Regions from separate parts of the Homo sapiens genome. Here regions 2 and 3 are each linked to region 1. A link is a loop called in an ENCODE intact Hi-C map of the cell type or tissue named here. Cell type or tissue: psoas muscle. All regions are shown on one strand. Region 1 has its middle 74 kb from the start of ICE1. Region 2 has its middle 230 kb from the start of ICE1. Region 3 has its middle 460 kb from the start of LINC02145.

Evidence for each region. A loop is a pair of places that touch in the nucleus more often than their neighbours do. Peaks named below come from ENCODE experiments on the same cell type or tissue, not always from the same donor. Only the 100,000 strongest peaks of a DNase experiment are listed, where the experiment ranks them.
Region 2: it touches region 1 in a loop (2.2-fold over the local background); 7 of 110 quality-filtered maps call a loop at or near these places.
Region 3: it touches region 1 in a loop (5-fold over the local background); 50 of 110 quality-filtered maps call a loop at or near these places.

The regions. Positions count from the first base shown.
Region 1 is chr5:5,493,123-5,501,122 of GRCh38, reverse strand. No RefSeq gene overlaps it. Among named protein-coding and RNA genes, the nearest start is that of ICE1, 74 kb to the right of the region's middle. RefSeq lists enhancers at 2,783-3,305, 3,306-3,830 and silencers at 6,171-6,250, 6,291-6,340. In psoas muscle, a CTCF peak has its summit at 3,793; DNase peaks (open chromatin) are centred at 3,792, 5,962 and 6,382; H3K4me3 peaks cover 972 bases; H3K27ac peaks cover 686 bases.
Region 2 is chr5:5,653,502-5,661,501 of GRCh38, reverse strand. No RefSeq gene overlaps it. Among named protein-coding and RNA genes, the nearest start is that of ICE1, 230 kb to the right of the region's middle. In psoas muscle, no CTCF peak of the experiment used is centred here; a DNase peak (open chromatin) is centred at 3,001; H3K4me3 peaks cover 758 bases; H3K27ac peaks cover 625 bases.
Region 3 is chr5:5,878,233-5,886,232 of GRCh38, reverse strand. No RefSeq gene overlaps it. Among named protein-coding and RNA genes, the nearest start is that of LINC02145, 460 kb to the left of the region's middle. RefSeq lists a silencer at 4,523-4,817. In psoas muscle, a CTCF peak has its summit at 4,703; no DNase peak of the experiment used is centred here.

The DNA.
Region 1 (8,000 bases):
GATATGACATCCCCTAATTTTGGCCCCAGACTTTGTCTCCATTGCCCTTCTATGTGGCCTGTAACCTTCCATCTGCATCCCACCCGAGACTGTCTACATCCCACCCTGTTCAAATCTAGGGCAAATGGTTTCAGTGCTCCTTTCTCCTGGGGAGTTAAGCTTTCTTGTCCTTTCTCACTTTGAAGAGATTCCTTTATTTGCTGCTAGCTCAACTGTGCATTAAAAATATTTTAGTACATGCCTGTAATCCCAGCACTTTGGGAGGCCGAGGTGGGCAGATCACAAGGTCTGGAGTTCGAGACCAGCCTGGCCAATGTGGTGAAACCCCGTCTCTACTGAAAAATACAAAAATTAGCTAGGCATGGTGGCAGGCACCTGTAGTCCCAGCTACTCAGGAGACTGAGGCAGGGGAATCGCTTGAACCCGGGAAGCAGAGATTGCAGTGAGCTGAGATCGCACCACTGCACTCCAGCCTGGGTGACAGAGTGAGACTTCATCTCAAAATATAAAAGTTAAATATATATATATTTTAGTCAGCATCTTAATCATGCTATTAGTCTACAATTCTGCAGAAACCCCCTCTTTATTTTTGACTTCTACTGGGCTCTACTGACAATGAGTGGGCAGGTTTGTGGTTTCCAGGAGTACCCAGGGATTATGGATTTAAAGCACATTTCAGGCTTCATCTAAGAGAGGTGAAGATGTTTGCCCTTCTTAGACAAGGGAGCCAGGCAGTCCTCTGCAGGTCTACCTTGCAGAGCATCAACAGGGGAAGCCTGCTCCTTCCTCAGGACGCTGGTCCATTGCAACTGTAAAAATATTCTGTTTTAAAAATATTCTCTTAAAATGATTTTTATATTAGTCTTTATTTTGGTCACTGTAAATGTTGACCTGAATATGGATATGACTAAATTTAAAAGTAAATGTATCATTCCTGCAAACTGACTTCTACCCAAATTAAACTTCAAACTAGTCCTAATTATTTTCTCAAAATGCTTAGCAATTATTTCTAATTTTAAATGAATCAATAGGTAGAAATATATATATTACTATCTTTTTACATGACCACTAGAAATTGTGTGTGTTAACTGTTCTTTGAGGTTTTTGTGAGAAAACATTTTGGTTGACTAAGTCCATGCAAGTTTCAGAACTGAGAAGGGAAGTGTTTAATCAAATCTGGAATTATATAAAAAGGTTGTGAAATTATCTGGGGTAAAATCTATTGAATAAGGTGGATATAATCTTGAAATCCTTAATGTGTTTTGTTCTTTTTTCTTGCAGAAAAAGAAGAACCTCACATATGAATGCATACAATATGGCAGTGAGAAGGGGCAATGCACCCAGGAAAAAGGCAGGCTCCAGAGAACAGGCAGAGAGACCTAGTTTGCAACTTCTGTCTGCCACTCACCGGCTCTTGCAGCATGGCTCTTATGCCATAGGCTGTGCACGGTGAAATCTGCCTCGGGATGGCTGCTCTGAGCACTGTGCCTGGTGCCCAGGTCCCCAGGCAGCCGAAAACACACTGCTTTTGCTTTCCACGCACAAATGTGCCTCATGTGGTCAATTCCCGGGACCTGCTCTACAGGCCCAAGGTAACCAGCATCTTTCTTCTTCCAAGAGATGATGGAAATGACTATAAACCAAGTCTAATCTTTCTGCCACTTTTTGTCGTTTCTTTCCCCAGCTTAAGATGGTGAAAACACAGGGTCTGGGGGAGAGGAAACACATTTTATCTTAGGCCATTGGGTACTTCATGAGGATATTGGAATCAGCAGGCAGGTTTAGAGAATCTGCTTCGTGCTTTTCACAAGTCCACATTTTCATTGATGTTAAGGTCACTTAGCCTGCCTGTGCCTCAGCTTTAGAAGCAGATACAATGATAGTAATATCTGATTTTCAAGCATGTTCTAAGGAAGACAGAGATTGAGTATTCCTTGGTTTAAAAGAAAAACCAAGTTAGTTCTGAAAAACTCTTTATCAAGCAAAGATTTTTGTAATGCCTAATTAGTTAAAATTAGTGGCATGAAATTACTTCAATAATTAACAATATTGTAATATCTATGTTTAAACTTGAAAATTTCATGTAAATCCCTGCCCATTCCATCCCCATAAAACAAAATGAAAATCAAAGATAAAGGCAAAAGAAAGCGATCAAAATTACTTCATCTCAATAGTGAAAGACTGCTAATTCTATAAACTAACAAACCACCAGGACCTTGCCAGAATAACAAAATGCAGTGCGGTTTTGTTAATGCAAAGAAATGTCTTTTTTCTGTGTGTGTTTTGCTTGTTTGTTGTTTTTTTGAGACAGAGTCTTGCTGTGTTGCCCAGGCTGGAGTGCAGTGGCATAATCTTGGCTCACTGCAACCTCCACCTCCCAGGTTCAAGCAATTCTCCTGCCTCAGCCCCCTGAGTAGCTGAGGTTACAGGCATGCACCACCACGCCTGGCTACTTTTTCATATTTTTAGTAGAGACGGGTTTCACCATGTTGGTCAGGCTGGTCTCAAACTCCTGACCTCAGGTGATCCTGCCTCAGCCTCCCAAAGTGCTGGGATTACAGGCGTGAGCCACCGCACCCAGCCCAAGAAATGTCTTTTGAGCGGAAATGTCTTGTGAGGTCAAATTCTCATTATCTGAATGGACATTTCTTGGGGGCACTGTATTTTGTGTCGAAAAAAAGTTTTAAGCCCTACCAAAAATTTGGGGATGACTCTTATAAAAATATGATTTATGATACACTTGTCTTGTTTCATAATTGCTACACCAAGACAAAAGACAATTACCAGGGGTGCAAGGAGCCCCATGAAGCCATGAGAAACTATAGGTGCTCCCCTTTCCACCTCGATCTGAAAGACATGCAAGTATTCCTAACCCTTTTTAACAACAACAATTCCAGGCAAGTTATATTGCGATTATTTTTTAATAATCACTATCACAATAATACAGACATTCCTGTAGGCTAAATGCCTTTTAATAAAGGACTCTATCATCTTTCCCCAGAGACTTTTTTTTTTTTTTTTTTAACCAAAGGAAACGTAGTGGTCAGAAAACACAGGGCAACAGGCCAGGAAGGGCTTTCTCCTCACAGCTGCACACTTTCACTCGCACAACCAAGTCTTCCTGAGCAGGGGGTGCGCAGGGCTCTCCTTTCTGGAGGTCAGATTCGGGTTGTCCAAACATTTGCCAATGTGACTGTGGTTTTCCATTAAGATATAGTGAGTCTTGGATTATCTGCGAGTGGTCAGGGTGGGAGCAGGTTCCTTGGCAGGTGGGAGAGGTGCCCTGGGGCGGGCAGAGCGCTGGGCATGTGCAGTTTGGCCATCCCACAGGGTCAGTGACTCTGCAACCCTCCTTCAAAACACGGTGGGGCACAGCAGGATGCAAAGACACAGAGACAGATTACTTCATCGCAAACATGCTTTTGCCTCTGAACTCCAACTCCTGAAACATTCCAAGGTGTTATTTTCTTACAAAACTGTTGCAATATTCGAAAAGTATCTAATTTCTCAATGCTGTCTGTAAAGCTCTTTATTGGAAGTTCCCTCTCAAGCGCTTTAGAAGCGTTGCCGCCACTGGCTCATGCAGTCTTTGCTTCTGTGGAAACGGCCCCTTTGAAATATACATGAGGAACATGTTTGAAAAAAGATGGCATTGGGTGGATTTGAAATACGCCTTTTGTTTCTTTTCTTTCCTAAGCCTGTTCTTGGTCTGAAGAAGGAGAGCTTCCATATGAAAGAACCGTTTTGAGAGCCAGGGTTCATGATCAAAGCGCAGAGCTCTCCCTGCTGGGGAGGACAGGCGGCTGCAGGGCTCACGTGGGCACCAGAGCCGGGGAACTGAATCAACATTATTTCCCACTAAAAACACTTGTATGGGGTTAGTAATAACAGTAACCAAAAAATCAGCTTGGGAAGCCAGGCATAGCATGTTTTTTGTTTGTTTGTTTGTTTTAGTTTGAAGATTTCTGTCTCCCTGACTCCTTTCTCTTTGCTCACTCGGGCATATTGTGGAATTTAAATGAAAAGAATTGTCAGATGAAAGACAAAATGAACCTCAACCTGTGAATAATAATAATAAAAAAAACCCTTCACAATTGCATAGCTTTTTTCTTAAGTGCATTAAAAAATAGATACGTAGAGCTAAAGAAAGCCAGAAATAAGGAAAGTAAGCTTATAGTTCCTAGAATTATATTCACGTTACTTTAGTTTATCCAATGCCAGTGCTTCTATTTAGAAATTAACATGCTGCACTTCAAAACTGCGTCAAAATCCAGAAAACTTACTTTCTCATCTCGAAGCAAGTTTTACAAACACAAAGATGCATTTAAAACATTATTCCGGATGATTGCCAATGTGATAGGGGTTAAATTTCTGTCTCTTAAAAAATACGAAATAGAAAAGGTCAGGAGAGAGTGCTTTAAAAATTCTATTTTCTGCTCCACTGCAGACTTAACAAACAGATTTTCAACATGCAAATAAAGGATGGCCCTCCGTTACAGAAATTCAGAACAAAAGTTGTTGGAACCCTCGGCTTCGACTGCAAGTCACAATTTCCCTCCTTCCATGAAGGTGCAGCAACCACAATGCAGATGGCTCTCCTGGACAACGGAATATGTTTCCCGTTTCTCAAGCAGGAAGAATAAGTATGTAATTGGCATTCTGGAGAATGACCTGCAAGAGAAGCTCATTGTTTCATAAAGCACTTTCGCATTTTAAGGTAGGCACAGGGTCCTGTTTGGTTTTCTCCTCCTTGGCGAACACATGTCTCCTGGAACACAGCGACACAGCTCTAAAGAGCATCGCTGCTGCCAGGGCATTGTGAGCTCAATTCTGCATTTACAGATGTGTTTCCACACTAACAAGGCCCTGGATTAAGTAAACATCCTACAATTTGTAGGTTCTTCCGCCTTGTAGACCATTTCCCCTTCTTCCCGGGACACGAGGGGTGATTTGAAAGAGAAGCTTATGAACAGCTTCTGAGTGACTAATGGGAGCGTCCTGGAATGGCTGGGGTGGCTCAGGATCACCTGTTCGATAGGCTCAGGACCCTGGAGCTTTCCCCATACACCTTTTTTATGTCTGAGGCAGCTGTAGGGCTGACAGAGAACCTCATTTAGCAGAAGACATTCCTGTAGGCTAAATGCCTTTTAATAAAGGACTCTATCATCTTTCTCCAGAGACTTTTTTTTTTTTTTTAACCAAAGGAAACGTAGTGGTCAGAAAATACAGGGCAACAGGCCAGGAAGGGCTTTCTCCTCACAGCTGCACACTTTCACTCGCACAGCCAAGTCTTCCTGAGCAGGGGGTGCGCGGGGCTCTCCTTTCTGGAGGTCAGATTCGGGTTGTCCAAACATTTGCCAATGTGACTGTGGTTTTCCATTAAGATATAGTGAGTCTTGGATTATCTGCGAGTGGTCAGGGTGGGAGCAGGTTCCTTGGCAGGTGGGAGAGGTGCCCTGGGGCGGGCAGAGCGCTGGGCATGTGCAGTTTGGCCATCCCACAGGGTCAGTGACTCTGCAACCCTCTTTCAAAACACGGTGGGGCACAGCAGGATGCAAAGACACCGAGACAGGTTACCTCATCGCAAACATGCTTTTGCCTCTGAAGTCCAACTCCTGAAACATTTCAAGGTGTTATTTTCTTACAAAACTGTTGCAATATTCTAAATGTGACTATTATTCAAAAATCAAAATGTTTACTTTATTTGAGGTTTTGCTACATTTTTACCAAGGATAGTTTTAAGAATCTCGCTGGTGTTGGCTTGGACTCGGGGATCCCGGCACACACGTCCAGCAAGTGTGGGGTTCCAGCACAGCCGCCGTGGAGGATCTGGGGCACAGGGGCCTCAGGCCTGACAGCGCCCGGTCCCTGGCGGCGAGCCAGGAGGCGCACCCCTAGAGGAAGCTCCTGCATCCCAAATCCTAAGCCCCGCGCCAGCGAGCCTTCCCGCAGCCTGCCCAGCAGCTTCGCTTCCAAGGGTCACGAGCTTCCCCAAGTAACCCGAAGCCCACGGAGGCCTCGACCCTTCCACCCCAGGGGACAACTTCCCCAGTGGAAGCGCACGCACAGGGCCGGAGTATGCACTGGCAGGAATAAGTAGCTGAAGAGGGCAGAAGGAGGCACCTCAAGTTTTATCCACCTCTGCGACGACTGTAAGTGACCAACGCGCAGGGAGTGCAGCACGGCGAGGTCACTGTTAGGCACCTGCCGGCAGGCCTGCGGGGCGGGGTTGCAGAGTCGGAGGCGGGGCTGTGGGTTCGGAGGTGGGGCTGCGGGGGCGGGGCTGCAGAGACTGGGCTGCAGAGATGGCGCTGCGGAGGCTGGGCCTGCGCTGCGGGTTCGCAGCTTCGGGTACCAGGATTGCAGGGGCGGGGCTGCGGGGGCGGAGCTGCGGGGGCGGGGCCGCTGGGCCTCAGGGCCTCAGGCTACGGGCGGGGCCGCCAGGGCGGGGCTACGAAGGCGGTGTCCTCAGCCCTGAGACCTCCATCTGCCCGGGCATCTCTGCGAGGGCAGCCAAAGACCCGCCAGTCAGTGCAGCCCCGGGAGAACAGGGCCTGGGCGACAGGGAGAGGGCATTCCAGTGCCGACCCGTTTCAATGTTTAATTTGCTATATGCATACAATAATACACAGGCAAGAGGAGGCTATTCAAGAATAGTATATATTGCATTACAAGTGAAACTATTAAAATGGATATAGTATAACAATAATTAATACAGAGAAACAATACCTAGGAGGGTCCGTTTATGGCTGTGGAAGGTCTGGTAGTTGAGGGTTTACATTCTCAGCTCCTCGCCTTCCCTTTTGAGTTTTTCAGTTGTGTACTCGTAATTTAGGGTGAGGTTATCTCAGAGCAGCAATTGATGACTGTTAAGGAAAAAGTAATATTCTTAAAGACTATGGGAAAAATTAAAAACAAAACCAGCTAGGGACTGGATTCAGTTCAAGGTGGTGGAAGGCAGTGAACAGCTTACCTTCTCCTCTTTCCAAATTTCCATGGAAATGGATCAAGGGATGGGACGGTGGGGAAAGCCATCTAGAGACCAGAGCTGTGACCCTCTGAAGACAGAAAGCAGCTGAGAAGGCAGAGGCCGCTCAGGCAGGGGGAGGGTGAGCAGACCTCGGGTGCAGAACAGAGCAGGCCGCAATGCTCAGAGAACTTACTGGGCAGTGTCTACCCAACTGCTGGGGGCATCCATGTCACCGGGAGGCACCCCCGGAGTTTCAAACTCAAGGGTTTTGGGTGAAGCTCTAGAATCTCCAGTCCTAAGAAGCCAGGTGTGATTTAGGCTCCCCACTGCCGACAGGCCCCGCGAAAGGTGCAGTTAAGAGAATGGCTGATGAGAGCTGGGCTCCAGGGTGAACGCTGGCACCTTGACACCCTGATGAGACACATCTTGTGTGCTTTGGAAGACAAGGTGGCCTGAGCCAAGGCATTCCAAGGTACTAACGTCCTTCACAAAAACACAAAGTTCTTCATGAAAGCAAGCAAAAGCATTCATTTTCATAGAAAACTGAATTATATCATTTTTATGGCTCTTCACTCACACTTCTGTTTTTGCCTCTGTCATCAGAACCTATTTCGTTGTGCAAAACAAACTGACTACAATACAGTGAGGGCGCTTTAATTCCTCAAAATTCCCCTTGGAGGGGCAAGAAAATGAACTTCTTGTTTCACAATTATGCACTCTGAATTTCCTTGAGAAAGCGTCAGGTAGATGGAAGCAAGCAAGAGAGGAAAGCATTTACAAGTTTATAGATCTGACTTTTTCAACTTTCTCCTAAATTTTTAAAACACCCCTCATTGAAACATTGTTGCATCCTAAGTCTTAATGAGGGCGGTTGATTAGATTTCCAGGTGTGAGCTCTATTCGCACTATAAATTCTTTGTAATATGGTTCTACACAAGATAATGCGTCAGGGATGCTTGAAAAAAGTAATGTTCAATGTGGGCAGGATGACTTAATTGACTAGTTTCTTTGCCTGCCAGTTCATCAGAGG
Region 2 (8,000 bases), 160 kb before region 1:
ATTCCAACTCACCCAGGTAACGTCCACCTCCCAGGCTTGGTGCTGGCCTCCCCTGCACAGCCAGCACGCTCCCCTCCTGCAGGGACAGCTACAAAATTTGTGAGGCTCAATGCAAAATGAAATCACAAGGCTCCTTATTTAAAAGTATTTTCAATTTTAAGATGACAGAGAAGCAAGTCCAGATATTTGAATAGAGTTAAAATAAATGGACTAAACCCAACAGTGAAAATTAAAGATCACCAGATTAGATTTTTTAAAAAATCCAATTGTATGCTATATGTAAGAGATACATTTGCACTTACAGGCACAAAGAGCATTAAAGTAAAAAAGAAAAAAAAAGAAAAGTACATTTGGCAAATGCTAATCAAAAGAAAACTGAGATCACTGTATTAATATCAGTTAAAAAACTTTAAGGCACAAAGAATTTTAATCATAGAGAGTCACTAAAAAATGATTTCTAAAAATAATTCAATAATAGAATTTAACAATTTTAAACCTCTGGGAAGTCTGTCAACAGTTACTAAATACCTGAATTAAATATTGACAGATATATAGGGAGAAAATGAACAATGTATCATCCTAGTGTGATCTTTCAACACCTTCTCAATTACGGTATGTCAAACAGGAAAAATTATCAAAGCTATAGAAGTTTTGAGCCACATCATCAGCATGATTTAATGGACATATATAGAATTCTGCATCCAACAATTGTGGAATCACATTGGTCTCAGAAACACACACGAGACATTTACCAAAATTGGCCATGTTGGAAAATGTAAGACAAGTCTCAACGATTTCAAATAATTTGTATCCTACAGATTATATTGTGTGACTATGATGGAATTAAGTTAGAGATCAGTAAGAGAAAGGAAAGTGAAAGTCCTCTACCTATTTGAAAATAAAAGACCCACTTTTAAATTATTCATAAGACAAAGAAGAAATTGAAATGGAAATTTAGAAATATTTAATGATAATGAAAATACTACATTAAAACTTGTGAGATGCAAATAAACTAACACTTACAGGGACTATTTTAGCCTTACACTCTTTTATTTAAAAGAAGAAACTCTAAATATTAATGAGTTAAGCATACAGCTTAAAAAGTTAGAAAGTGAATCATTGCATAGACCCAAATAAAGTAAATGTAAGGAGATAATAAAGGGGACTGGAAATCAATTAAATAAATATTCAGTAGAGAAATAGAACCAAAACTTGGCACTTTGAAAAGGTTAATGCAATAGACAAATGTCTAGTAAAATTGATCAGGAGAATAAAAGGGCAAAATAAGCAATACTAGGAATGGAAGTAGACGTGACTGCAGATAAAGCAAAAGTGAAAATATGACACGAATAACGTTTTGCTAGTCAATCTGAAAACTTAAACAAAATGAAGACATTCTAGAAAATATAACTTAGCAAAACTGAATCTACAGAAAATTGTGAATAACATTAGAACTAGCAAATATTTTGAGGCATCAGTTAAAAATCTTCCTACAGAGAAAAATACCAAGCTGTCATGGTTTTATAGGACACTTATACCAAAGTTTTAACCTTATACAAATTCTCCCAGTGCATAGGAAGGAAAAATATTCCAAACCTTTCTATGAGATCAGTATGCCTCGATACTCAAGCCAAACAAAAATAGCACATGAAAGAAAAGCAAACAACAAAAGGAAAAAAATATTACAGGTCAGACTCACTCCTGAACACTGTTTCAATATCCTTTAAATAAAATATTGGCAAACTGAATCCAACAGTGTATATAAAAAATGGTAATCCCAGTGTCTACATTGCACTTATTGCAGGAATAGAAATAGGATTTAATATTAGAAAGTCTATACACGTTATTCTCAGCATTAACAGGTTAAAGGACAAAAGCCCAACGATTTTCTCAATAAATTGTAGAAACCACTCTGTTTTCTCATAAGAGCTATGCAAAGAAATTCACCTTTTTAAATACATATTTTTAAGGTTCTGTTAGATTTAAAATATAAACAACTGCTGTGGGAATAGGGGTAAGGATCATTTGCACTCCTTTTGTGTTGATGTTATCGATTTACAAGATTTTAATAAAAGCAATGCCTAGTGCAAAGAAGATAATTAATACTAATTGATTCCCTGTCTTGGAGATACACGTGCTCTGTGTATGGGTGCTGGAGAGCCCAGGGCCAAGCCTGAAGTGGTCCATGCAGTCCTGTACCCCTGCACCCATCCCTTCCCTGCACCCACCCAGTCACTGAGTCCCTGGCACCTGCACCCCATTGCCCTGTGCATATTCTCATGTCCTGCACTCTCTGCATATCAGCCCTGCCTCTGACAGCATGACCCTTGGCACCTGCCAGTAGCTGAAATAAATGAAATCTCAGCTCCCTATACAGTTTCTTCTGCCTCTCTTGCATCCATAATGAGGATGGTCACCAAGCAACCAAAGGCCCTCAGCTGTGCCTTTCTGTCCCAGGACGGATGGGGGAAACCCTACCTCCCTGGCTCCAGGGTATCACTTCAGAGAGTCTCCCAGCCCTCCTGAATCACAGAATTGGTTTCTCTGCAGAACTACCCACAATGGAATGTCACCAGCCACAGCCTATGTACAGTTTATTGGATAAGACCACAACCAGGGCAGAAATAATCAATATCTACTTATTGTTAGGCTGATAGATAAAATTAAGGGTAATGACTAAGAGAATAGAAAGGCATAGCTACAATAATACTATGATAATACTACCAAAGAATAGAAAGGCATAGCTACAATAATACTAACAAAAAAGCATTACCCATCAAGCACAATGGTTTTTCTTGCCAAGAAGGCTGGGAAATGATAGTTCAGCAAGATTGCTATATAAAATATAAACATATAAAAATCAGTTGCATTTTTGCTTTTGCCAGTAATAACCAATTACAAAATGAAATAGAGAAATTACATTCACAACTACTAAAACCATAGCATGTCTATGACATAATCTAGCTGATAGCGTGCCAGGCTTCCCTGGGTTCGGGAGAGGCTGCCTTCCCAACAACACTGTGATTCAGAGGCACTGGCAGGATCTCAGATCTCTCAAGTATTTCTGGAATTGGTGACGGGATATTACATGTGTTCAGAACTCAGACAGGACAGCAAGACTAAGCCACTCCATGCCTGCTCAGGGTTTTGCTTTTGCTTTTGTTTTCTTCCTTAGCTTCATGTTGAGCTTCAGTCTTTTTCTTCTGGTCACCTGCACAGAGCTCTTCTGCTCCTATCTTCTCCTCTGACGTTCTTGAAGCTTCTGGGTCAAAGCTACAGGGTGTCTTCTACAGGGAATGGGAGGGAAATTGTTTCTTTTAGCATTCTCCTCAGCTAGCTAGCAATATCAAGACAAGCAATAAAGAGACTTTTTTTTTTTTTGTAGAGCTGCCCTTTTCACTGGTGGAACAGAAGAGCATTTTACACTGTCAAACAGAATACACAATATTAGCACCTGAATATCCAAAATGAAACTCAAGTGTAAAATTGCCCTTTCTAATGAAGGAGTCATCAGTTTATGAAATGACAGCGGGACTCCTTTGCAAACATTTATTTTGAGATCTCTAAATAGAGCAAGATATTAAAAGCCAAATATTCCAAACTGCTCTTGTTCAAGTATTATTCAAGTTCAATAAAGAATTACGGTGAAACAAAAAGTTAGTTACAATAAGAAGGAACACGACTCTCTAGGGTTTGGTTTGGTTTTGTTTTTCCTCATTTTCATTTCATCGGCATGAGTCTAAAATACCAGACTTTCTGCTTCAAAGTAGAGGTACCTGATAATGCAGTCGGATGATTTTATTTTTACTTTCATCATCAGCCATGTCCTCCACAGGGTTCAAACGAAGCGAATTGGTTTTAGCTGCATCAGAAGAAAAAAATCAGGTGACAGATTCTGATGCAGGACAGGTAAGCCCCCACACTGAGGCATAGCCCAGGAAGGTTCTTGGCTTCACCAGGGAAAGGAATTCAAGGGTGAGCCGGTGACATTAGACAGCAATCTTATTGAATGGCACTGCTCCTCGCACAGCAGGGCTAACACATAGTCACTATTCCCACAGTCAGCAGTGTATGGGCTCTTGGCAACTGTATTTATACCCACTTATACCCATTTTCAACTACATGCAATTTAAGGGTGGGGTTATTGCAAATTGAGGGGTGGGTTATTTAGAATTAGCTAGGAAAAGAACAGTAACTTCCTGGTCGTTGCCATGGCACCTGTAAACTGTCATGGTGCTGATATGAGTGTCCTATGCTAATGAACAATGAGGGCTACTAGGGATAGCTTTCATTGCTACCTGCTTATTTCTGCTGGTTTTTTCACTTTATCCCATAGGGACCAGGAAATTAGTCTTACCAGTCTCTTACCTCAACACCAGAGTTCTCAAAATGATCTAACCTCTGTGACTATAGTGCCCTGGCATTGGGTTGAGCCAATTAGATTAATCTGGAAGTGTTAGATTAACTCTCTTTTCTCTTGGGAAGAGCTCCCACTCACAGGCTCCTCAGGTCCTCCTGCAAATGGCCTCTTTACAAGTTCTCAGGGGAGGATGAAATATCTTCACCGTAAATTTTGTCAGCCCTCTTCTGAGCCAGTGTTGTCAGAAACCCAGGTAGGCTGATCAGATGGCCATGATCTTAGATGCCATCAAAATCCACTAAGAAGAGCATGGCAGCATGATCTATTTTTATTCTATCCTTGCTGTCTCTTGAGTCTTCTAACTAAAATAAATACTTTTAGAGGCTGTAATACTAGGTTCTGTATAACATTTACTGGCAATGCAAACATAAATAAGACACAGGAATTTGTCTCATATTCATCATATAGAAAAAATAAGATGCCTAGATTGCAATACTATGTTACAACAGAGGCATGTTCCAGAAACACGAGGGCCCTGCAACAAAGGGCTTTGGCTACGTGAGAGACCTGCGGGGCACTCAGGAAAGATAAGTAGTTGGGAAAAGAGAGAATGATCTTCTAGGCGGGGTGTCCACACATTCATTCACTCAGTTAGTCATCATCCCTTCAAAACACGTATTAAGAGCCAGGCACTGTTCTGGGTACTGGGAATGAGGGTGTGTGGACAGGAAAGGGCTAGGGCTTTGGCTCCTAGACCGATGCCTCATAGGTGTTTCCACCTCACAGTATCTTCTGCTGATCTATTGGTTCTTCCACAAGGATAGAAACCCTCCAAAGGACACAGTAGCCAACTTAAAGGGGGTCTTGCTGGCCAACCCTGGGACATTTCGTCAAAATAAATACTACTAGTTACAGATTGTAGCCCTTTGGATAAAATAGAAATCCATCAGTCTATAGCTTCTAGGCAGATGGAATAGCAATGCAAAACCAAAGACTAGAATGAGTTTGATGTGTCTGAGAAAAACTTAGAGAAAAAAGTACTATATCTGACGAAAAAAGCAAAGGTCAGGATCACCAATATATCAAGACTTCACCCAGGTCTCTAGAAAGAAAGCAGGATAATCCCCCCAAAATATAAATAAAAATAGGTCATCACAGAGGAGAAAATAAAACAGGAAGATGAAACATAAAAGGATGTTCAGTAAAAATAGTAACAGAAACAATCAAATCAAAGCAAATTTTTACAAACAAATTAGCATTTGGGGTTCTATTTTAATTAAATAGTTATTTTGACATCAGAAGCTTTTTAGATAATTTCAACTTTTTAGAGGCTGAAAGGTACATATGCAGGTTTTTTGAGGTTGAAAGGTACATATGAAAGGTACATATGCAGGTTTGTTACAGGAGTACATTGCATGATGTTGAGGTTTGGGGTATGGATCCTATCACCCAGGTGGTGAACAAAGTACCCAATAGGTAGTTCAACCCACAACCCCTTCCATCTCTCCCACCTCTAGCATTTTCCAGGGTCTCTTTTTTCCACCATTATATCCATGAGCACTCAATGTTCAGCTCCCACATATAAGTGAGAATGTGTGGTATTTGGTTTTCTGTTCCTGCATTAATTCACTTAGGATTCTGTCTTCCAGCTACATCCATGTTGCTGCAAGGGACGTGTTTTCATTTTTTTATGGTTGCATAGTATTCCATGGTGTATATGTACCAATTTTCTTTATCCAATCCACCATTCATAGACACCTAGGTTGACTCCATGTCTTTGCTATTGTGATGAACACACAAGTGCATGGGTCTTTTTGGTAGAAAGATTTATCTGAGAAGGAGGGCATATACCCAGTAATGGGATGTGTCCTTTTGGTACAACGATTTATCTGAGGGGGAGGGCATACACCCAGTAATGGGATTGCTGCATTGAATGGTAGTTCTGTTTTTAGAAATCTTTGAGAAATCTTCAAACCGCTTTCCACAGTAGCTGAATTAATTTCCACTCCCACTGACAGTGTATAAGCATTCCTTTTTTCCTGCAGCCTCACCAGCATCTGTTATTATTTGGCTTTTCAATAATAGCCATTCTGACTGGTGCTAGACGCTATCATTGTAGTTTTGATTTGCATTTCCCTGATGATTAGTGGTGACGAGCATTTTTCATACGTTTCTTGGCCACTTGTAAGTCTCCTTTTGAGAACATGAAAACCTAAAAAAACCAATAACAAGTCCTGAAATGGAATCAGTAATAATAAATTAAAAAACCCTACCAAATAAGAAAAGCCCTGAACCAGAAGAATTCACAGCTGAATTCTAGCAATGTACTGAAACTATTCCAAAAACTCAAGGAGGAGGGGTTCCTCCCTAAATCATTCTATGAAGCCAGCATCAGCCTGATACCAAAGTCTGGCAGAGACACAACAAGAAAAGAAAACTTCAGGCCAATAATCCTGATAAACATAGATGCAAAAATCCTCAACAAAAGACTAACAAACCGAATCCAGCAGTATGTCAAAAAGTTAATACACTATGATCAAGTAGGCTTTATTTCTGGGGGAAAAGCTGGTTTGACATATGCAAAGTAATAAATGTGATTCACCACATAAACAGAATTAAAAGCAAAAAACACATGATCATCTCGATAGATCCAGAAAAATCCAATATTCCTTCATGAGAAAAACCCTCAACAAACTAGGCATCAAAGGAATATATCTCAAAACAATAAGAGCCATCTCGCAAAAACCCACAGCCAATATCATACTGAATAGGCGAAAGCTAGAACCATTGCCCTTGAGAACTGGGACAATAAAAGGATGGCCACTCTCGCCACCTCCTATCAGTGTAGCACTGGAAGTCCTAGGCAGAGCAATCAACCAACAGAAAAAATTAAAGTCAGCCAAATAGAAAAAAAAGAAGTCAAATGATCTGTCTTCACTGATGATATTTTATAAATGGAAGTATTAATATATTAAGAATATATGATGAACTTCCAGATACCTTGTGCTTGAACTGTGCCACATTTGCAGAGAGAAAGAGAGAGGCAGAGGCAAGGGCAGGGAGAAAGGGAATTTACAAATATTATACTATTATTGGCAAGAATTTTAATGAATTGAAAGACAGAACTGTCAAAAGACTGAAAATGCATTGTTAAATACTTTATGAAATATAAATTATTAAAATTGTTTGTCAATTTGGGAATATTTATCAAATTTTCAGATACAAATACACATCCTTCAGCAATTCCACATCTAGGATTCTATCCTAAAACAATGCTCACAAATCATCCCCAATATCAAATGTACCAAGATTTCATTACACTAATGTGCTAACAGCCAAAGTCTGGAGACAACCTGAATGCTCTCCAGGAATCTGCTGGTTAAAATCCACGATGATACCAACATCATCATGAGATACCCCTTCACACTCACTAGAATATTTTTAAAACAATGAAAGATAATATGTGTTAGCAAAGATGGGGAGAAATTGGCCAGGCATGGTGGCTCACGCCTGTAATCCTAGCACTTTGGAAGGCCAAGGCAGGTGGATACCCTGAGGTCAGGAATTTGAGACCAGCCTGGCCAACATGGCAAACCGCATCTCTACTAAAAATACAAAAATTAGCCGGATGCAGTAGCAG
Region 3 (8,000 bases), 390 kb before region 1:
ACAGCACCCTTGAACTCTGTTTTAAAACCTGACCTTTCAGGACATGAGAATCCTCCACCTTAGCCAGCTCCGATTAGTGAGTAAGGAGGAAACAGAACCCCCTAAAAATCACATGAACACGGAGGCACGGCCCAGATGACCCACGATTGCCACAGCCCTGGGGCCACCCTGGGAGCCAGCGATGCTGGGGCTACCGGGTGAGAGCAGTGCGGGAGCCCCCTTATACCATAAGGGCCTCCATGCTCCAATTCCTCTTTCTAAGGAGGTTCTCAGGAGGCAGCTGGGCCACTGCAGCTGCTGCTGGCATCTGGGTTTGGGTGCTCTGGTTGTGGTGGCCCAGAAGGCTGATGGAGTGGATGCTAAGGGACAGTTGCACAAAGGGCTGAGGGCCCTGGGCCATCCCACCGGCACCCTGGGCATCCCCAGAATCCCCTCCAGGGTCCCCCAAGACCTTGCAATCATGGACCACCAAGGCCCTGGTCACTGTCTTAGATACTGTTGCTTCTGCACCAATGGAAGGAAAAACCCACACACCGCCACCCCCCTTCCACCCTTACCCTCATCTCAGCCCCATGACACCCTCATTCCAGTAACTCCTTCCATTCAGCAAAACCCATTCCCCAGCTCTCTGGACACAGGGTGAGCACAGCCCTGCTACAGAAAGTCCCCTCTTGCTGTTTTACATAAGACCCCTGCCCTGGGCTAAAGGCCAACTTGGGCCTCTCCAGCTGCTCCAGGGCTGGAGGCTCCTCTCCTCTGAGGCAGGTGATTCCTTGGATATCTTATCTCTCTCCCCAGATGGTGGAAACCTGGGAGACAGGATCAATAACTAATTCTTTCTCCCTCAAATAGTGCTTAATACTTAAATATCATAGAACATGATGATTTTTTCAATGAATAAGTAATTAGTACAAAGGCCAGCTTTGATCACTTTACTTGAGGGATCCAGGGTTTATTTTTCCTCTCACAGGATATTAAAATCAAAAACTTATTTGGAGAATAGGGGTCTAGATTGGAATGACTGGGGGAAGTGAGGTGAGGGAAGAAAGATGGAGAGAGAGAGAGACTGGTACAGACACCTGCACATTTGGGGATAAACAGCCAGTGCTCCGTGGGAGATGGGAGAGGGACCTGGATCTTGGGATCTTGCCCACCACACCCCAGCTTGTCTAGAAAGTGCCTCAGGAGTTCCAGACAAGCACAGAGGTCCCAGCAGACACCTGAAAAAGGTTTAGAAAACCACTTTTGTTCAACATCCCAAATCTTTGCGCCACCTTGCAACTTACCAAGGATGCAGCAGGGTCAGAAGCTCCCCATCATTTCTGCTCCCGGAGCGCAGGTGCAAGAGCATCCATCCCTGCAGGGGCAGGCAGGTAGGTACCCAACAGGATTGCAGTCTGGCACGTGGGAAATCCCGTGACTCCTGGTCCCCTCCCTAATTCTCCTAGGAACATGAAGCCCCCCATTGAGCTCTGTTAGTTCTCCATGGGGCTAGGCTTCAGGTGATTGGAGAGCCCTGCCAAGGCCAGCCATGGATACACTGTGGACAGCACAGCCCATTTTTAAAGCTGCAGGTAGAGCAGAAGTCAGCTGCTAGTACATCCAGGTCTTGAAAGGTGTGTCTGCAGCCTTTCCTGCTGTAGAAATAAAGACAATCAGAATCTGTGTTGAAGAGAGTTAAGAACACACTCCTTAACTCAAATAACATTTTTTACTATACATTTTGGAAAAGTTATTACATTATTATGTTTAAGGTAGAAAAATAGAGCCTACATGTGAATATCAAAGCAGAATGCATGATTGATTTTCTCTCAGTCTTAATTTAGAAATTTTTGACAATCAATTATCATAGAGGCAGAAGGAAAGTCAATCCCAGACACTGCGGTCAGAATTACCGACTAGTTGCAGGCCTCTGGGCACCTTTCAAAGCGAAAGTATCAGTGTCCTTCCTCTACTGCACACATTGGGATTTTCTTATTGCTCTTCTCTACTGATGAAGATGGTGCCATCAGCCCACTTCAGAAATGCATGTGCTTGGGTCAGTTTCTAAGAGGACACACTGGATTTAGGTGGGTTCACCTGTGCCCTCTGGGCCTGCATAGAATAGGGAAGTCATCATTTCTTTTAGTAAGTGACAGAGTTAGTTTCATCTTTTGTCCTTACCATGGAGCAAAACTCTCTGGATGCATTGGGAAGATGGTGGAGGTAAATTCTGATCACATGCACATATGTTGCAGGAGAGTTGACTCCTCACAGGGCCCGTCAGCCCCCACTTTCTTCTCAAGGGAGGCCATAGCCACTTGGTTGGAGACTAGGCAGATGGGATAGGTTGGAATAAGTAAGCAACTTGTGGGAAAATACGTTTCAAGTTGAGCTGTGTCTTCCAGTGCCGACTCCTAAGTCAAAGCCAGGGAGACCAGGGAGCTCCCCCTGGCAAGCAACCCCTGCTGCCCCATCTGGGCCTTTTTGTTCGGCACCTATGTGGGTGGCCAAAGCCACATGCTCCTTGGTTGTAGCCCATTCTTGCGGCTGAGCCTTGGGGCTGATGGAGGTGGGATCAGAGGAGGTCACAGCCCAGCAGGTCCCTGTGTTTCCTGAGCAGCCAGCAGAAAGGCCTTGCCTTCGTGTACTTTACCAAAGAGCAGATGGAGAGTTAGCTGAGCATAAACAAAGAGCAGAAAACCTGATTGGAAAAAGGGCCCATTGTCTGTGACTTTCAGTCTCTCACAGGCGGCAGAAATTACTTTTCTGCTTGAGTCATGAGCAGAGTGCGATGCCCACATGATGGCATTTGTTAGGCACGTTGGGTGTGTGTGCTCTGAAGTTTCTAAAGCACCCGGGCTACAGAGCTGCCCACCCAGAGCCTTCCAGACCAGCTGATGTCCCAGATTGGCTCAGAAAGCTTCTTTTTCAGATGGAGCTTGGGCACCCTGAACAATCTTATGTACAGGTTTGGGCCAAATGCTCTGTGTCCTGTGCTAATTATTTTCTATTTCTGGCCACCGCTGAGGTAGCTACCTGTCTTTATAAATCAGACATATTGGAAACAACATCCAATCCAATTACTACTCCAAAAATTCAACATTTTACAGGCTTTTGTTTGCATTATTTTTGGTAGGAACTATGGACTTACATATTGCATCTTAAAGCAACCCAAATTTTCAGATGCATCTAGGCTGGATAACCCAGTTATCTTTCTGACACATTATATGCATGCCAAGATGTTGGTACGTTTCATGAATCAAATCCAAACTCTCAACTGGCACTTAGTACCCACTGCCATGTGGCCAACCTGTCCCCATTGCTGCATCTGGCACTCTCTCATGCCAGCTTCTCCACGCTGCTCACCACTCCCCGTGCACACCCCTCTTATCACTTAGGGCCAGCTCCTTCCACGCTGCCTGACAGAATAGTGTGTTTGGAATTGTGGGACTGACGAGGAGGTGTTAATGTAGCTTGTTTCCCTTGCGCAAGATAAACTTCTCAAAGACTGTTATATTTATCCTCTATAATATATACTGCCTTGTCTTGCATATAATAAGCCCTCACTAAATGTCTACTGACTAATATCTAATATCTGCTGGCTGAGTAACTAAATGAATGAATAAATGAATGGCAAGCTTGAGGATAGTAAGCTAAAGGAATAAATAAATATTTGAGGTTCACAATAGTAAATGTCTTAATTGATACTGTTCTTAGTTGCATTTTCAGAAAGACAAAAAGTTTTATCAGACAATTTTTTTCTAAGGGAATTTATAACATACCTTTCACAGCCATGATTTTTATTTTTTTAGAAGGCAAATTCCATAAGATTTGGGATATGCAGAGGTTTCTTCCTTTAAAGGAAACTACTAGATACATTCTAATTTTGCAAAATAGTTTATCCTAACATTTTTAAATCAATGGTTACCTTTATATTCTCAAAGTATAATTGATTGTCAAGATAATTTGTACCTTTCTAATTAGAGAAGCCTGAGAAGCCACTGATTGTAGAAATTTAGTTTTCTCTATTAATTCCTTGCTGTTTAAGAATTATCTACAGTTTCTAAATGAAAATCAGGCATACAAATGCAAACACACACACGCCGGTAAATCCAATGCTTTAATCTGGAAAAACTTTAACGCTTTTGGTTTTATTGTCAATTATCTAAGCTTTTTTATGTGTTGACCCAAATTTGATCCTTCTTAATGGGAGGTTGTGCTTGTTGATTCAATTTGGATATTTAAAATACTTGTAATTGCTGTCTTATTACTCATTCAATCAATCCATATTTATTATGGTATGTCAGATGCCATTCTAGCCACTGGGATATCTCTGTGAATTAAATAGACATAGTTCTTGGATCGAAGAAACAGATGATAAATAAAATATATCAGTGAAACATACAGTATTTTAGGTAATACATATTTTGGAGAGAAATAACCCTGGAGAGATGGCAGGTAGTGTGGGGAGGGTTGTGGTACTTTAACTCTGTTGGTCAGGGAAAGTCTCCTGGGAAGGCCATGTTTGAGTAAAGCTCTGAAGGAGGTATGTGGGAGTCATGAAGAATACTCTGGCCAAGAATACTCTGTCTTGCTATGACACAGTCAGAACTCCCTGGCTGACCTGTCGCCTTCCCCACCCACTCTCACCTCACAGCCATCACTCACCTGCACCATGTCAATTGTCCTGCCTTGGCCGGATTACCTGGGCTGCTGACTAGGGGGAGCTGCAGGACCATCTCTGCCCTTGGGGGCTTTGCAGGTGGCTCCATGGCTCAGATGCAGGGCCCCGGCTGGCTCTTTCCTCACACCACCATCATCCACTCTGACAGCACATGGGGCGGCTGCTGTGGGACCACACTGAGAGCAGCCGTCCTCATCTGGTTGATGGAGCTTCCCCTTTGTGGGGACCCACATGTAGATTTAACTTATCTCTCAAGATGGCTTTACTTTTCCTCTATATAATTCAATATTTATATCATTATAGACATTTTAAATGATCCAAAATTGTGTTCATCCTGAGATATGAGTGTGCAGAATATTGAGCACAGCTTATGTAATCACTGAGTTCATGCCTTGAAGATACGTTCAGAATCTATTCCTACTCCATGAAAAGTAAATTGAACCTGCAATTCCATGCTGGTATCTGCCCTAATCACCAAGGAGAAAGACTGTAGATTCCATTACTGTCAAACCTTAGTCCCTATAACAACCTGCATTGTTAGAGGCTTTAAATAATTATTGAAATTCTCCTCAGCTCTCTCATACTCTAATTTAAGACCATTTTTTACGTTCTTTTCTCAATGGGTACATCTCCTTTATAAAATAATCTTTTGTAGCTGTAATCTTTCCATCTTTTCCCTATTACATAAACCCAGATTGCATAACCACAGCCAGCCTCATGTAAAATTGTCAAATAGGTCTTTCTCTGAGTCTGTTTGTCCTACTTGCAGGCACTCTTGACCAAGACTCAGGCTCTTCTGAAGCAGGAATGTTCTGGGTATTTCAGATAATACATATTTTGGAGAAAAATAACCCTGGAGAGAGGGCGGGCAGTGTGGGGAGGGTGGTGGTACTTTAACTTTGTTGGTCAGGGAAAGAAAAGCACTGTCACTAAGCTAAGGATAATTTACAGAAGATTTAGCTATTTAAACATTCAGTGCAGTCTGGTTAGTTGCTAATATTACAATGTCGGCAATAAATAGTTTTGACGCACATCTTGGAGATGACCCTCTCTGCCCACTGTGGTTTCTAGGTTTCTAAGACACATGTGGTCTCCTGCACATGAGGCCACGGAGCCCATCTGCTGATAACCTTCATACACTGGGTTTTCTCTGCAGGAATTTGAAAATCCTGTGTGTCTTCTCATAGGTTTTTAAAGTCCTTCCCAAGGTCCTAAGAAGTTGCGATAATGGAATTCTGATGGCATAGCAAGAATCCTTTTGCTCCCTTAAAATGCTCAGTCTTCTGATAGGGGCAAGTCTTGCCCCTTCCGCAGTGGCATGTAACATGCCCTCTCATGTGGATACCGCACAAGTTCATTGCTTTCCGCAAAATGCAGTATTACTTAGCTGCCATGTCTTATTTAGTACAATGAGAGATGCTTTCCTTTAGTAGGATCCACATAACTGAATCATGTAATATTCATGTCCCACGTCAACTCTCCAGTCTTTCTAGCTATTATCTCTGAGGAAAGCATGACCCAGCTTCATGTGCATACAACGTGATCTGGCTAAGACGGGATTTATAAAGCCAGGAGAGCATTCCAGGCTAATGGCTGCATGTTTCCCAGCACTGCTAGTAGAGACACGTGGATGTGTGATCCGGAAGGGGTCACAGATGTCATCTAATCAAACCTATACAATGTATAGATACATAAACTGAGACCCAAGGAAGTGATGTGCCTTGGCCAAATGTCAGAATTTAAAAATACAGATGTTTTGAATGAATAAGATGTCTGCATCATTCTAATGGCGTTTTAAAAAATATATAATGATTGTCACATGGAAAAAAATAAAGACATGGTCATGATGTCGAAAGACTAGAAACATCTGTCAATGCTGCGATAAATGACAATTGTAAAGGAGGCATCAAGAGAGGGAAAGAAGGGATAAGTAACTAACAGCAAGTAATGAGTTTGTGTCGGGCCAGGCTGACATAGGCCTCCCTGGGGTTATAACCTTGGGATCTGTATTCTTCTAGCACTAATTCTGAATCATATAAACATGCAGAGCTGCATCTATGCTTATCCCTATTCTGTGGGACCACACCTGGGCTGAGGAGGATGTAAATTGGCATGAAGATACCAGGAATCCCAGTGAGTGCATCAACTTACCTTTAAACACATCACCGCAGTATCTCACCTCTGGCAGGGGTATGGGAATGGGGAGCTGCACCTTGGTGGCTGCTGGGCTTCCTCAGGAGAGGAAGATGCAATGTCTGCTGTAGCCCCGCCCTGCATCCTTCTACAAAGCTAAGTACATTCAATATTGGGTTAAAGATTGCTTATATATCAAAAGCAGAAGAACCAGTTTGACTGGGCCACAACCTCTCCACCATTCAAAAAAATACAAGAAAAAGTAAAAGATCAAAGAAGCAAACAGGAAAGAAATAACAAAAGACAGGCAGTGAGGCAGAAAGTAAGACAGGAATGACACAAGAAACGATAGAAATAAAAAGAAGGAGGGCTGGGTGCGGTGGCTTACGCCTGTAATCCTAGCACTTTGGGAGGCCGAGGCGGGTGGATCAGGAGATCAACAGATTGAGACCATCCTGGCCAACAGGGTGAAACTCTGTCTCTACTAAAAATATAAAAATTAACTGGGCGTGGCGTTGTGCACCTGTAGTCCCAGCTACTCAGGAAGCTGAGGCAGGAAAATCGCTTGAACTGGGAAGTGAAGGTTGCAGTGAGCCGAGATCGCACCACTGCACTCCAGCCTGGGTGACAGGGCGAGACTTCATCTCCAAAATAAATAAATAAATAAATAATAAAGAGAAGGAGTAGACAAAAGAAAGAAAAAGTGAAAAAAGAAGAAAAAGGGAAACGAGACAAAAGAGAAAATGAGAAAAAGAAAGGAAAATCGACATTCCATCCCATCATCTAGAGTTATCCCTTATTTAACTTCTGAGGCTTGCTCATTGTGGATCCTTGGAGACCCATTGTGGCCCAACAACCTTGGGAAGTGGAAATGAGCCGTTCTCATTGGTGATCTGCCTTTGTCACTACATAGAAGAGCATCGCCTAGGACAAAAATACGGGAAGCAAAACATTGACAGAGGCTCACGGTGCCTCCTGACCACATGAAATTTACTAATCCCATTTCTTCACCTATACAGTGTTCAAACAATAAAGGCTCCCAAGGTGTGATATGTTAAATGCAGGCAATATAGAGACATAACTTAATACATATCAGCTCACTATCCTTCCCTGATGGCGTACATATTTGTTATCTTTGTTTGATTTTTAAATTATCATGACTCAGGTACAAATAAGAACAGATTTCTGCATGCCAAGACAA